2 separate regions of the Homo sapiens genome follow, and region 2 is linked to region 1. A link is a loop called in an ENCODE intact Hi-C map of the cell type or tissue named here. Cell type or tissue: GM12878. All regions are shown on one strand. Each heading gives the region's core, and the rest is flanking DNA. Links, peaks and the distances in the headings are about the cores only.

Region 1 (8,348 bases), core at 83-8,082:
TTTGGTCTTTTTCTTCATCACCAATTTGGCATGTAAACTTTTATCCCAGGCTATAAAGTGATCACATTTGTGCCCTGTGCCATGCTTGGACCTCTGAATCCCAGTCATACCTTGCCTTGTCCTGAACCTTGCCTATGTCTTCCAGTGTTTTCCTCAACATCTTGAGTTGTGGCTAGCTTTTCTTTATGATGCATACTAACCGTTATGATTCAGTTCTTAGTTTTGTCTCCTTCTGACCTACCTTTTCCTGATTTTTGTGACTGATTTTGATTTTATGCTTACTCTTGTGTCTAAAAGCTGTCTTTCTTATACTACAATGGGGAAGTTACATTGAGTATGTCAGCAACAATGTTTAAACAAGGGGCAAAACCTCACTATAATCGTATGTATTTTCATTAAGCATGACATTCTATGCAAGGCTTACCTTCGGGGATTAATCATTAGAAAGTGCCAGAAGTATCCAAAAGCGTCCAGCCTTGTTATGTGGCTTCCTCTAAACATCACATCATTTTATTGATTAAAATGCTTAAAAGCTTTTGTGAATAACTCTACATTGAAGTATCAATGAGTGGTTCTTAACCCATCACTGTATGCATCTGGTTTAAGGTTATGAGGGTTAAAACAAAAATTCAGATATTCACACCCAGAGACTCAGATAGATTTGGTTTGGAGTGGAAGCCAGTTAAAGCTCTAAAGTTGATTCTTATGTACAGAACCGCTGATCTAAAAGTCCATATTTCACATTGTTTTAGTAATGTGTTTTAAAATACAGCCTTAAGAGGGATTCTTCCTACTTTGTAGCCTCAGGTATGGAATTTGTTTACAGGGAAAATGTTCAATTCATTTTAGAAACTTCTGCTAGTTTGCCTAATTATCTGCTACAAGTAGGAAAAATTGATTTGCTATGCTTTTTACAGAAAATTGACTATTACCACATGTCTCAGAGGTTTGAATTAGAGTAACCTGGTGCAGATAGTTGCAATTAATGTTACAGGTTATTCTGGTTAAATTTCATAATTTGTTTTCTTTCAAACCAATTATGTATTTTATATCTACCAGACTTTGGTTAATCCTCTATTTTACAGAGTTGGTCTAGATTAAACAAAGTCAGGCAAGTGTGATGCCGATTGACAAAGTACTAAATAGGATTATAATATTTTAAGGTACAATGAAATAAAACTGCTTCTTTAAAAGATTAGAATCCTTGTTAACTGTATTTGTACTCTAATTAGAGACCAAGAAGTACCCAGAATCCTGAGAGTGTTATTACCTAAAGGCGCATATAGACTGGTTTTCACTGGAATAATACTACAGGCTCTGCCACATCTGCCATCTCACTGTTTTTAAAATTCTAGCAGCTATGTTCATTCTTTAGTGTTATCCCTTTTTTCCTCCATGTCCCAAAAGACAATGGGTTGGATCTTCCATTTAGCTTCAGTAATGTGTTGCTGGTAACATGTTGGAATGTTTTTGGCTTAAAGTAACAGAAAACCCTAATGCAAGTGGTGTAGACTGTAATGAAATGAATTATCTTACATAACAAGAAGTTTTGCGGCTTCTCCAGGGTGGTTTATTTAGCATCTCTCTACCCTGCTATCCTCAGACTATCAGTGTTGTTCTTAAGCTAGCTGCCTCAAGTTCAAAGTTAGCTGTGGCAGTTCTGAGCATCATGTCTAGATGATTGCAATATTCAGTATCACTTTTTAGGAGGAAGGAAGTCTTTCCCAGAAGCTTCCTATCACATTTCCTTTTTCAGAACTGGGTCATAGCATCATAAGAGAAATGTAAGTTGACATGAAAGAAAGAAGATAAAAGTAGACAAATATGTCAAAAGGGTTAGGTTTACCTCCTACTGGTAAGAGTATGGGAATTTCTGATTGATTTAGACTAATCAGGATATATCTTGAGACACGTGAGTGTGGGAGACCACTGGGGCTCTGAGACAAGGATCATGGGGAGGCGGGAATGTCTGTTCCAGGTGCTGCCCCAGAACCCAAGGACCCTTTCCCCTTAGGCTCTCCTCCTTTCTCATTTACCATCATTTAGCTGGGGCTAAATTTATTGAAGCTGGCCTCTAAGTTTTCTTGCTACTTTATTTTGCCAATGCTGCTTCCTTTAAGCTTGCCTTAAACCTTACACATTTCCTTACAAGTGTTCACCACCTGTTGTATGCTCATTAAGAGTATTTTTCTTCTTCAGTGTATACTTTTTTCATGTGTATTATTAAGTCTTAAGTATAATAAGATTTAACAATTAGTATCCACCTGTTTTAAAATTAGATTTTAATTTCAAAGTGAACAAAGTGAACACAAATTGAGTTTAATTTCAAAGTGAACAAACAATTTTTGCTTGTGGCAAAACAAAAAATTGGTAGCTGAAGAGAGGAAGAAAACAGACTTTTTTAAAGAGATGATTTGTTTAAAAGAACACTGAGTGCAGAGCTAGCATTTTATCTTTTAAGCATTTTATGTACAGTTTTAAGGGAAGAATCATCTAAAATTCAGTGAATAAAGTGTGGGACAGACCCAGTTCAATTTGTTTAATATGTTATGTCAATGAAATAATTTTTGTGTTCGTTATAATGTTAGCTTTTTCTGGAAGATTATTAACTTTGAATAATCCTAAGACATTTTTTGCTGGTGACATATATCTTATTTTCCAGAGTCCCTTCCTTCTATATTATTCTCATTCCTCAGTAAATAACCTGAGGATTTTCTTTTCATGGTAGAGTTGTAACTTCATGGAGTCAGAAACTTTATCCTGTAAGTCAGAAACTTTAAAGATATTCTGTAAAATATTATAAATAAATAAAACTTTAAATTGAATGCCATGTTTAATTTTTTAATACTAAGAAGGAAAGATAAAAACTAAGATTCAAAACACAGGATAGCATAAGGAACTTTACTGACCCACAGTTGTTATAATATATTTAGCATTTTTATTTTCTGTCTTGTTCCGGTACTATAATAATCCCAGGATTATGTTGCCATTATTTCTAAGGCTGGAATGCTTTTCTATGTAAGGTGTTTAAAAAGAAAATATGTTCTTTCTTTTCCCTTCCTGAAGTCTAAACATGCTTTTTCACCTGCACTAGAAAAGTTAACTGTCCACATTTATATTCATAGAGCAGGAGAGACACCCAGTGGCAGAAATACTTTTTGCTGCTTTTTTCCCCCTAACGAGGCCAAAAGCCTGATTGAGCTATTTATTGATTCTTATAATTTGTGTCTTCTGATTGCTTTTACAAAATTATTTTCCACATAATAGAAATATTTTCTTCTCTGACTGTTAATTGGAGTTTACCCGAATGGGAAACTAGAGCAGGCTTGGTGTTCGCTATTGGAATGAAAGTTCATCCATAGACTCAATTAAGACAGCTCTATTCACACCACTGTTAGAGCAGTCTGGTGTTAGATAGAATGTAAAAGCCTTAATATTAGGGACTGTCTTGACATGTAAGCAAGTAAATGTTAGCTGTTAAACTGAAAGCTAGCCTGCTGCTTTATTATAAAAATTTTCTGAAATTTCTGAAAAATGGAGACTCAGTCAAAAGATTGCACGTGAACACAGAAAAAGTGACATAATAAGGTTACATGAAGACTGTACTAAAAAGCTGCTAGTAGGCACTAGAGGCTGCTCTAATGACTGGTTCCATTTTTAATACAAAGTCTGCACATTCTTTGTTCTTTGCCAGCCATCTGTCTTTCCTCACTTGTAATTTCTACTCCCTCAAAACTTTGGTTTTTATCATGGCTCAGTTTGATTCGTCTGGCCTGTCCCAACATCAGCTCCTTTCAACTTCAATTTCTATGGCCTCTTTCCTTTCTGCTTTATAGTTTGATCTACTAAGAGAAGATGATTAGCCTAACTTAGCTTTCAGAATTGTTACGTTGTTGGCCCCTTGCATTGGTAGCCATTTGGTTAGGTGTTAGACAATTTTCAGCCAATCCTGGCATGGAGTCGCATGATCAGCACAGGATTTTTTTTTTTTTTTTTTTTTTTGGCAAGAGCTGCAGACAGTTTATCTCAGAAGATATCTCTGGACATGACAGATATTTTGAAGGTTTGTCCAAATGGAAATTCAAGGTATTGGGACATTCCAGAGCTGTGGTCCTCATGTGTTAGCTATATCAGAATCATGCTTAGGGCTTACTAAAGCACAGATTACTGGGCTCTACTCAGAGTTTCTGATTCAATAGATCAAAAACTGGATGGCACTCAAGAATTTGCGTTTATAACAAATTCCCTGGTGATGCTGCTGGGCAAGAGAACACACTTTGAGATGCATTGTCAGGGCATATTAAACTGTTATTGACTGAGGTAATCTATTTCTAAACTTTTTACAAAAGAAATTCACTTTGGGGGTAAAATGTATATCTAACTGAATGCTGAAATCATTATTTTCATTTACTGTTTTCAAACAAAACTGTGATTTTATGATGAGTCTTTGGGTTCCCCTGACCATTATGCTTTCTTACAGATTGACCTTAACTAGTTTGGTTTAATCTGCTTTCTTGTAGTTAAAATTTTGCCCCAAGGTACAAAATTGTTTAAGTTTTAATAATTTTTTTTCTCTTACAAAGGTGAATGCTATGACTCCAGTTAAAAAACAAGTTCTAGAAATATATTGACAGGGAGATTTGAAAGCAGCCCAATACGATAACTGGCTTTGTTTTACTGAAGCAAACTCCCTTTCTTCTCTTCACAGGGTTACATGAGTTCTTTTTCCTCCTAGTCCTAGTGTACTTTGTGATTGCTTGCATTTATGCTCAATCATTGTGGCAGGCTATTAAGAAAGGCGGACCCATGCACATGATTTTAAAGGTTCTGACAACTGCATTGCTGTTACAAGCTGGTTCAGCTTTAGCTAATTACATTCATTTCTCCAGGTAACTCAAAACCACTAAAACTGTGTTCATCATTACATCTAATTAATCCTAATTAGTCCACCAAAATTATGCTTGCTTTGATTATAAACAATTTTTTTCACATTTGTAATTTACACTACTCTTCTTCAATTCCTCAGTTACTCCAAAGATGGAATAGGGGTACCATTTATGGGAAGTTTGGCAGAATGTGAGTATCTTTCTGAGCATTTTTTAAAAAGCTTTTACACTCGCTATCTGCTTTTTTTTTATTTCTTGTCATAGTATAAATTTTCTGTCGAAAATTGTTTAGAAATCAGCTTGACTGAGAACAGGATTACAGTTTAAGTTCCCATATGTCTTACTTAGTTTCTTCTTAATAATAGGTAATGTGTACAGCTCCTCGTTGTTTTTTTGTTTGTTTGTTTGAGACAGGGTTCTTACTCCGTAGCCCAGGCTGGAGTGCAGTGGCACAGTCACGGCTCACTGCAGCCTCAAACTCCTAGGCTCAGGTGATCCTCCTGCCTCAGGCCTTCCCAGTAGCTGGGATTACAGGCACATACCATCATGCCTGGCTGATTTTTAAATTTCCTTTTCTGTAGATGGGGTCTCACTATGTTGCCCAGGCTGGCCTTATACTCTTGGGCTTGAGGGATCCACCCACCCTGGCCTCCCAAAGTCCTGGAATTACAGGCATGAGTCTCCACACTCTGCCTTTTCATTGTTTTTAGGTATATTTATATACATTCTCTCATCTTATCCTCAATAGAAAAGGGGTCTGCATATCCTTATTTTGCAGATAAAGGATCTGGGCTCAGTGATGTGAAACATACTTCCACATGTCAGTCAGCTATTGAGTGGTAGAGACTAGACTCAGACCTAAATTTTCTTACCTCAAAGCTGAAGTTTTTCTTCCTATTATAATTCCACTCTCTGTTATAACTGACTCTTTTCTATTTCTGACCCAAAGCCTAAAACTCACATCAAAATATGCTGTGAAGAAAAGTGATAAGTTTTCTTAAAAATCATTAAATGCTACCTCATAAAATAAATATATATATGAAACTTGAAGCATTTATAGATTTCTGTTGTTTTCTTGTAGTGTTAACCTGGATACAGGTGGTTTTGATACATCTTTTCTGTTTGAAGTAGCAGGCTTCCCCTGCAGTGTAGGTGATGGCCACCTGGTGGCACATCACACTAATGCATGGAGCTTCTCATTTGTCTTCAGGATTCTGAAAGTAAAGCCAATGTTTGGATGTTATGGGAGCTATGCATTTCATTGTATTGTTTCTTGTTAATAGTTTTAGAAAATACTCTTCACATTATAGTTCAGCCATCAAAAAAAATTCACCCAGAAATGAAGGTACTAGTATTCTCCATATTGCAGAAATCGTATTTAGAATTTGCTTTAATAAGCAGTGAGTTATAGAGAACAGGATTATGTAGTTAGAAAAGCTAAGAAAAATGGGAAACGAAAAGAGTTAAGGTTGGACTTAATGGACATATGGTATGGGCATATATATGTATTTTTAAATAGTATTGCTGCTGTTTTAACTATTTTAATAAATATATTACAAAATTTATGGCAATTTTTAAATCTTTAGAATTATTACCTGCGAATATCTCTTAATGAATTTCGTTAGCTTCTCTTTGAAAATGGCTTTTTGTGGTTTTTCTTAAAAAAAAAAAAAGATGTTCTCAATGCAAAAAGCACTAAATTTTTTATATTGTGAAAACTTGGTTGACGTTGGTTTTCATGTCCCATTAGTTTTTGACATCGCTTCCCAAATTCAGATGTTATACTTACTTTTGAGTCTATGCATGGGTTGGACAATAGTCAGAATGAAGAAGTCTCAAAGCAGACCTCTCCAGTGGGATTCTACGCCTGCATCCACTGGCATTGCAGTATTCATTGTCATGACACAGGTGGGTATTGATACTCAGTGTTTCTGCTTAGTAATCCTCAGAAATGCAAACTTGAGCATACCTCATTTCAGAATTGAAACCTGGGACCCATAAGGAATTTGTGTCATTTTTTTTTTCTTGAAATTTCTGAGCTTCTACAATTTGTGTCATTTAAAGTATGAATTTAAAGAGTGTTAGATCAAATAATCTTAATTATCTGGATGCTACTATATGTAGACTGCAGAATTTAATTATAATTTACCTGAATTTGAGCTCCTATCAGCTTATTTAAGCACAGTATGTTTAATACTAGGTTAGAGTCTTATTTCCTACTTAATAATAGCTTTCTTTCATATTTCTCTAGCACATGGTAAGTACTTAACACTGAATGAGTGATTCCATGAATTTGAGATTTATCCATTGTCAAGAATCTTTAGGATTGGCTGCTTTGTACGTAAAAGAATTCAGGTGATTATCTAAGATTAATTAAAGGGCAAAATATAGACTAAAAAAGAATGGGATCTTGTTTTTGAAAGCAAATGTAAAAACAAAACTAGTCTTTTATAAAGGTCCTGCATGCCTTTTTTTTTATTTTCCTCTATATTAATAGTATTGACATTCTAAGATACCCATATGCCTATGTTCAATGGATTTGTAAAAATTAAGAAGAAAGGTTATAAAGAAAAAAATTTGTACTGAGTTTTTGATGAGCATTAGCTATAGATGAAAATGAATTATATACTTAGGCTCTGTAGAGGACATTATAATGTAAGTTTAATGCATTAAATAAATTGAAAAATGTATTAATGAAGGATGGGGTCAGTGCTTTATTCATCTTTCTATCCCTAGTATTTAATATAGTAGGTTTTGAGTGGAATAGGAGTATTGAATTTACATGAATGATTTGAGAGAGACCATATCACAGGTGGTGATATTTAGAAAGGAGGTAGTGCCAGGAAAGGGGATGATGAGAAATAATTGAATTAGAAGAATTGATTAAAATAAGGTTGAGATTCTACCAACTTAATGTTTTTGAGCCAGGACTTATGGAGAGTAGTGTCAATGTCAGGTTAAATTCTCACTTTTTATTTCTTTTTAAAAATTTCATTTTTATTATTTCATTGTAATTTTAATTTATTGTCATAGACAAATATGAATTGAGAACTGAGATAATATTACACTAGAGTTTATATGAACATTTATGAAGAATACATTAAATATAGCTCTGATCTTCAACAAGCCAGACAAGGCAGATCAGACAGGCAGTCAGAGACTATACAAATACATACGTATTTTATACAGATCACATATTAGCATATGTATATGAAAACAGGGAAGTTTGAATATGTAAAAATATGAACCATGGGCTGTGGTAGCTCTGTGGTAGCACTTCTGTATTGCAAAAGTGAAGTTCAGAAATGTTGGTTAAGAAATCAGGAACCTCCACCTCCTGGGTTCAAGTGATTCTCCTACCTCAGCCTCCCAAGTAGCTGAGATTACAGGTGCCCGCCACCACACCCAGCTAATTTTTTGTATTTTTAGTAGAGGTGGGGTTTCACCATGTTGGCCAGGCTG
Region 2 (8,348 bases), core at 31-8,030, 260 kb before region 1:
TTCAGAAAAAAACTGTTTTTAAAATGTCAAGCGAAAGAGATTTCTAAGTGTCTCTTCTTGTTGTGGAGTCACCTTTTTGGACCAAAAAAAGTAAAATCAAGTTCTGGACAAAAGTTCTAGCTCCTCTGAAGTTTGTCCTTTCCTCTCGACCATATAAATAATGGAGAAGGGGAACTTACTGGTATATCTCATTTAGGCACTTGGATAAATAACACCCCACTTTCAGTTATCTTTGGAAAAAACATTGAGAAACCCTCTTACCTTTTTGAGGACAAAAGAAGCAAATTGAAAATGCACTAGGCCTTTTTTAAATATTTGTGATTTGGCTTGAAAAAGAAGGTCGGTTTTCCACATAGGAAATAATTTGAAGAAATAAAATGAAAACTATTTTCAAAAGACTGTTTAACTTTCCTTTAATTATACTAAAAAGAATAATAAAGAGCATGAAGCATATTGGAATTTGTCATTTATGGATCACCATGGCATAGTATAAAAATTCAGAAGTAGCTTCTAATGAGAAAAATACAAAAAATAATATCAGTGAATTTTATATTTATTAATCTAGGGGAAAAATTGAGAGGTTAGGGTTCCATTCTGTTCAGAAAGACTCACAGTGTAACCTCACATGCCAGCATGATCATTATACTATGACTTTCCAGTGCATCAGGAATAAAACATAAGGCTCGTCAAAGAAGTAATAGAAAAGCAACCTAATATTGAGGCTAACTTGACACAAATCATTCTAATTATTTACATTCAGAGCTCCTTTTGCTGAGACCTTTTTTTTTTTGAAGAGATAAAGGCTATTTTCTAAATACCACTGCTTAGCTACCAAATCTATTAACAGAAAGCCCCTGGCGTTTGATCTTTCAGATTCCAGTGTGCTTCCAGTACTGTTTTTATACTTATCTGCAATAAAAAGGTGATTCCTCCAAGCGCTTTGGATTTGGTTGAATCAGATTTACTGTCTGGCTTCTCAACCTTATTCCCAAGTACAATGTAATAGGAAAATGCAAAGCCCTTTCAAGTCCCCATGGGTTCCTATGGCAGGGTGGTGAAAATTTTGTTTTCTTTACTACTTTTCATTTCATAAGAGAAATAGTCTCAAGGAGAGGATTTCTAATGCAATGTTGTTAGATACAGACCATTAAATATGTAGGGCTGGCTTTCCAGCCTACATATGCAGCCCTATGGGAAAACTCTCCCTTTGTCATGGAAACCCAGGGGAGGAGTTGGTCTGTGCTGTTTTATGAATAAAAAATCCAGAAGGGGAACTCTTTTTCCATTTTAAAGCCAGGAGGAGTTTTTAGGACTTTCATTTTTTCACACTTGCCTGTTAGAGAAATGGCATAAGTTTTATGGTATTGTGCATCTAGAATGTTCTTAGCACCACCTGAAAATTATTATTTCCGCTGATAGTTAAGACAGATGATAGATGACTGATCGATGATAGATGATTGATTGATTGATTGATTCAGGGACAGTATAATCCACTGTTATACATAACCAGAAGCATAATTGGGCAAATAGCATTTGATTCATCTGTCTTTGGACCTCCTAAAGGAAGATGGGCTGATTTAAAATGTTATCTTGAAAAATGTATAGTCTTGTATTTGTTTGGAGGGTTCTAGACATAGGCATTGTTAGAAATGGTTTAGAAAATTAGGAAAGGCTACTCAAACCATAGTGGCGTTAAAAAAAAGGCCAAGAATTAGGAAATTGTTTGTAGGGCTGCTAGAATCACAATGATGTTGGAGAAGGTCTAGAACATTAGCATGGACTGATAATTCAGGGAAGAGTACCAAGATTTCCAGAGTGCTATCCTCCTCCCCCCAAATATATTTTCCATCTTTTTTGAAATGAGTGAGACCTACCAATAGGCACAGGGCTTTTCAAATGCATTCACACTCTCCAGTTCACCAGTTCTGTTGTAATGGTTAATTTGAGACTGCAGGCTCTGGGCCCCCACTGCCAAGGCTCAAAACCAGGCCCTACTACTTGTGCTATGTGATCAAGGCCAAGAGACTTCACTCTTCACTGCCTCAGTGTGTTCACTGTTCTTGTGAGGTTGTGGTGATTAAACAATAAGATAGGAGTGATGGGTGTAGCATGGGGCCAGCCACTTAGTGAGGATTTGATGACATCTCACTAAACAAAAAGGTCACCATAGAAATGCAATTCTCAGTTATTGCATCTGTAAAGTTGAGACATCAACAGCTACCTTTCAACATTTTTTACAAATTGGAGGCAATTATGGATTTGGTTGCTGAGTGTCCAATAGGTATGGTAGCCATCACTGTTGTTATCATAATTTTTATCAACACCTGTCTCACTCCTTGTTGTACAGGTCAAGAAAACCCAACTAGATCATAGCTTCTTGAAGACAAGCAGGCTTCATGGGATACTACCTGCATAGTTGCACAAGGCCCAGTGTTTAGAAGTACCTGACACTCTGTAGTTGCCACGTTCAAATTCCTAATAATATTTAAACAGGGAACCCTGCATTTTCATTTTGCACTGGGCTCTACAAATTACGTAGCTGATCCTGAGGACAGGGACTGTTTCTAACTTGGTTTTATAAACTTTGTCTTCCAGGCACAGTTCTTTATACACAGTAGGTTTGCATTAGATGTTTCTTGAAGTGAATGGGCATTGCCACTAATTAATAATAACTGAACATGAAAATCATTTATTCAATGCCCACTTTCGGAAATCCAGGCTCCTCCTGAGCTTATAAAGTCCTTTTGTGGACAGGCCTTTGGCCAATAACAAGAATCAATGGTGACAATAATCGTTCCAAGTAAATCTTGTAAATGTAGAAATGGATTGAGTATTTGCAGGATGTACTTCATAAATTCAGACAGGAAGGTTGGTTAAATGTTTAAAATTGTTGTTTGGAACAGATTAAAGGGTGCAAAAAATGTTAGCAAAATCACTTGGGAAAGGTGGTTTCTAATGTTTTTAATATTGGCACAGTTAGTAACTGACTTTAAATCCTTCCTTGATCAACATAAAAAGACATTTCAAGGGAAAGGAAATAAATGGTAATGCCATTAACCATCACACATTGTAGAAGTACCTATTATAAAAAATCCTTTCTAAGTTTTACTGTTCTGGATCTAAGCTTATTTCATAGAAATACAGAATTAAATACTACACTTGATTTCATTTTGGAATATTAATGAGACTGAAATAAGCTTTAAATTTTTCTTTGACTCATTAAGCTGGAAAGTCAAAGTGCTAAAAATACATACTTTTGCTTCAACATAGGCTGAAATGGATACAAAGAATTTTGTGTCAGGGGGAGTTTAACTTAGAGTAAAAGGACCTATCGGGGGAAATTTGAAGCAATTGTAATGTAGAATTTGGCTATTATACATAAACATATGTCTATATTCATCATGTAGCTTTACTTGTCAGAAAATATCTATCTTAAAACTTGTACAGTCAGAAAAAGTATCAATAACATAAAATTTCACAGCCCCCTTTTAGAACTATGGCCTTAACATTTTGTAGGGAAATAAAGCTTTGGTTAACCTTGGCTCTGGTAGACCTCATTAAAATAACAGCCTGTCAGTTTCAAGTTTAAAATAACAGGGTTGTCAGTTTTATATGCAGTGGAACAATCTACAGTTTTATTCTCGGGGATAAGACTGGTAAGGGGGTGAAAGGTGGACAAAGACTGGACAACACTGCCATCTGGTGGTTATAATGAAGGTGGCCTCTAAATGCCTGGAGACGAGGCTGGACCATCTTGAAGGAAAAGAGGGTGACGTCAGCCTGCTTTAAGCAAGTCACTGTTCGACTTTTTGATAGCCTTTTGCCTTTAAAATGTAGGTACATGCCCAGAGCCTAGATGCAATTTATAATCTCAAAGTTACAGTAAATCAATAATAAACTCTGCTCTTTGGTAATCTTTAATCCCTGCATATCCATGATTTGAGAAAATTAATTTTCAAGAGAATGAAATCTTGTGAAAAGAATTAGATTCAACAAAAACTTTATTTTACTTTAAGTTCTGGGATACATGTGCAGAACGTGCAGGTTTGGTACATAGGTATACATGTGCCATGGTGGTTTGCTGCACCTATCAGCCCATCATCTACGTTTTAAGCCCCACATGCATTACGTATTTGTCCTAATGCTCTCCTTCCCCTTGCCCCCACCCCCCGACAGGCCCTGGTGTGTGATGTTGCCCTTCCCGTGTCCATGTGTTCTCGTTAGATTCAACGAAAACTTTAAAAAATATTTTCCTTTATTAAAACCACCACATATCTGGTGTTTTATTGCATGAGTATCTTGTGAGAAATTCATCAAACTGATGATATATGATTTGTTTACTTTTCTGGATGATTATTAAACTTCAGTAAAAATAAATAAATGCAAACCAAAAAAAGCTGTTCATAGGCAAAATTTTGATGGCTGTCACAAAGCTGGATGGAACATGTTCCCATTTATATAAACTGAAGCAATTCTAGACATAGGCTGGATTCAAACAGACTTCTACTGTAACCTAACTTCGATTCAGTTCTTTCCTGCTGTACTTCGGACAGTTGACTGGGGGTATGGAGCAGGGGCAGGAGAGTGAGGTCAGAGAAAAATGAGTTCTGTTGATTTGAAATGCAACCTACTCAAAAAGTTCAGAAGAAGATACTGAACTCTCTAATGTTGAGCTAATAGCCCACCTTTAGTTCATTCAGACAACAACCCCTAGCCTAGGAACCATGCTCAACCCCTCTCAGTAGCAACTGGCCCCCTCTCCTGACGTGCTTAGGAAGGACCTTAGACCATGCCCTCAATATGGTAGCCACCAGCCATACATGGCTATTGACCACTAGGGATGTGCTGTAGACAGAACTGAGATGAGCTCTAAGCGAAAAACCCACAACAGATTTTGAAACCTGTGCCATCTAACATGGCAGCCATTAACAATGTGTGACTATTGAGCAATGGAGATGTCCGGTGGAATGAACTGAGATGGACTGTAAGTATAAAATACAAACTAGGCTTTAAAGACTTAGTACCAGAAAATAATAAAGAATATACAATATCTCATTTAAATGTTTCGTGTTCACTATGTATTGAAACAATGTTTTGAATAAGTTGTGTTAAACAAAACATAACATTGAAGTTAGCTTCAACTTACTTTTTTTAAAATGTGGCAACTAGAAAATTTAAAATTACACCTGTAGCTCCTTTGTGGCTTACATGATGTTTCTACTGGATATTGCTGCCTTCAGGCTCTCATTGCTTCTTCGAACAGGATGGCCATTTTGCTATTTTACAAGTTGTTTTCTCTCTCACTGGAGCTAAAGTGGGCTGCCTATGACACTTCTGCAGCTTGTAGGAGACTAAGAGGACCCATTTAGGTTATTGGATGCTTATGATGCAAAGGTGAAAGTCAAGCAAAATTATGTCACCTGGGTCTAATCATAAGCAGAGTAAATCGTACTCCCTGGTTGGTGCCCCATGGGGTAAATTGGATCTTTAAGGTAACCAGATGGCTCTCAGGAACAGGTAATTTACCTCACCGGGGTAAGAACTTGATTTGCAAGAAAGAATACAGTTTAGTCCCCCAATGCCATATGTCCCCATGGTGACATTTGTACTCATTAAGTACTTCCAGTTCCAAGTGCCCTAGCAATGTATGAACTTTCTTTCTCCCTTATTGTAAAATATTGATTTTACTTCTCACACCCTACAACCCTTAAATGTGTGAGCCATTTTTAATGCTCGTTTATGTGTATATATCATCTTTCCTCCACTGGGTGGTTAATTGAAGGCAGGACCACGTCCCTTAAATCACTGTATGCCCAGGACCTTAAAAAGGCCCAGTACATTGTAGATACGAATCAAGTGTGTGTGCCTGCCTGTGTGCAGCTGTGTGTGGGGGTGGGGGTGTTTAGTTGGAGTGACTATCCATAAACAGACCCTAAGCAACCAATTATCTATAATATAGGGAAGCTTACAAGGAAGATGCCCCTCCCTATGGCAGTAAACTTATTTTGCAAATAAGGGCATGTCGAATTTACATGTCATTTACAATTTCATTTGAAGACCCAGAATTTGAACTTGCCCTTCTGCCTACTCTGCCGATTGTTCATTTATTCATTCGCTATTATTGAATACAACCAAAAACCAGGCATTGTGCTAGGAGATGGGACACACATCTGCTAGGAGGTGGTGAGCACAAAGGACAGAGGCCCTGCCCCTATGTCACCTGCAGCTGGGAGGGAGGCCCACAACCATGATGAATAGGCAAATCTTTATGGTAGGTAAAACCAAACGGATCTCTGTGAGCACATATTCTGGGGAGGTCCTAGTTGAAACCCATAGAAAGACTTTCAGCTAAATCATACTCTTCTCTCCAATGTGTAGACTTTACATTTGAGTAAGAGTTCATAGACAGCCTTGGGTGCTGTGGTTTACATTCTTAGACATATTTATTAGTATCTCATCCTATTGTTCCTAGAATTCCCTTAGGCTAAAATCTTTGGTATTTGAACTCGAACCAGTTCCCAGTTAAACCCAGGAAGAAAAAAGGCAGATCATTGCATTATAGCATAAATATAACACAAGAAATGTAAAAGTAGCATTTATTATGCACCACACAATGCAAGTCTACATAGTTAAGTACAAATCAAATCATATATGCCCAAAAGACATTTATATGCTTTTGGCTGCCTATTCCATAAAAGATTTATGGCAATCCGTCTCTACCCTAAATGGCTTTAGAATTTAGATAAATCTGATTTCCACCTACTAGTTGCTGAATATTTTCCTATGCTGCATCTAAATTACTTTTCCAATGTGTGTACATCCTTGTGGGTACTCTCACTGTTGGATGGAATCATGTTTGCAATATCTTACGTAAGATAAGTAAGATATCATGCTCAGTGACACCACTCTTGGGTGAGCAAAAGGTGTTTCTTGTTTCCTGGTAAGTTCCAAATGTCTGTAGGCTTCAGAGAAACAGACCAGAATACACATCTATTTCTCAGCTTCGGTGTGGAAGAATAAAGCCACCAAACTGTTGGAATTAAATAACGAATTCTAAAATATTCAGGAATGCCTAAACTTGAAGTGAAATGCTTTGCAATGCCTCCTCCCCCTTTTTTAATTAGCAGACTTACTTGTCCTGGATTTCATTCCCTGAAGATGAAATTTCAATATTTTCAGAGTAACTTCAGGTAGCTATGAGCTTAACTGAATCACTGTGGTATGCCAATCACAGGTAGAAATAGAGATGGAAATTCTCTATGAGTTTCCTAAGTATCATCAAAGGCCCTGTGAAGGGGTTGTACATTTGAAGTAAGAGTTGGCAAAGAATCTGAATTTTTCAGCAAAACTAAATGTTCAAACATTAAACTTTTTCTCACATTGGCAAAATTGAGCTATTAAATATTGGAGTGGTCTCTGGCAGTTTTCCAAATCAGGGCTAATTTCCAGGTTAGTCCTATACAAAGGGGTCAATCCTATGCCACTAGCATCATCTTGTTAGCTATATCAGGAAATTGAGGAAATATGGGGGAAATTTGCCTTTCAAACCACAAAGAACTTCCAAAAGGTTTCATTCCATAATGATGATAGAATAGATGATGGTAGGAGCAGAGGTCAGGTTTAAAATAAAATATCCAAAATGCTTCAAGGTGCCTTATATAACTGCTAGAAATACTGAATTCATTCTCTTCTTTTGAAAGCGCACTTGAGATCTTCCAATCCAGCATTATGAAGACCGCATATCTAATGACCTAATTTAGAATCAGCACTTGTCACAATCCATGCTCTAAATCATGGCAAGTTCCTTGGGGATTTCTGCCTCTATACAGCAAAAATAATGCCTGAGAAAAGATAGAGGCCGAAGTTAGCCACCAAGGAGAATAGAGCTGTTCTCCAAAGCAGAGAGCGAGAGAGCAGATGGGACAGACCTTTGGTCAGCAGCGAATCAAAAGGAGCATTTACCAGGGGCTAGGCAGAGAAAAACAGAATCCACTCACAATTTGAAACCAGGTAGAGCTTGCAAAGGAACAAAGCCAGGCAAGAGAGAAAAGTTGAGGGCTCAGTCTCAATGCCAAGAGAGGAGGAAGAATAAGAATGTGTTTCTGCTATGTGCTCAAGCCCTGTTCATAAAGACCCAGAACTGCCTAGCGAGGGGAGATGACTTGGCTTAGGTCAAAGCAACAAATCCCAAGTCCTCCTTCATTGATATCTGTCATTAGAAACATTTAAATAGAGTCTAAATGAGCCTGTCAAGAATGCTCTAGAAGCGTTGGACTGACTGTGAGAGCTCTGCTAAGCCTTTAAATTCCATAATTCAGCAATAAAACTACTCCTTTAAATCATTGCTA

The links. A loop is a pair of places that touch in the nucleus more often than their neighbours do. Peaks named below come from ENCODE experiments on the same cell type or tissue, not always from the same donor. Only the 100,000 strongest peaks of a DNase experiment are listed, where the experiment ranks them.
Region 2: a loop joins it to region 1, with 9 times the contacts of the local background. A loop is called at or near these places in 7 of 110 quality-filtered maps.

Annotation. Positions count from the first base shown.
Region 1 is chr13:94,614,442-94,622,789 of GRCh38, forward strand. It overlaps GPR180 (G protein-coupled receptor 180), which reads left to right. Exons shown (of 9, transcript NM_180989.6): 4 at 4,709-4,889; 5 at 5,027-5,076; 6 at 6,637-6,794. Among named protein-coding and RNA genes, the nearest start is that of GPR180, 17 kb to the left of the region's middle. In GM12878, for the core only: CTCF peaks have their summits at 3,146 and 6,052; no DNase peak of the experiment used is centred there.
Region 2 is chr13:94,358,884-94,367,231 of GRCh38, forward strand. The region is part of intron 6 of GPC6 (glypican 6); the gene reads left to right. Among named protein-coding and RNA genes, the nearest start is that of DCT, 120 kb to the right of the region's middle. In GM12878, for the core only: a CTCF peak has its summit at 3,707 (motif pointing left); a DNase peak (open chromatin) is centred at 3,668.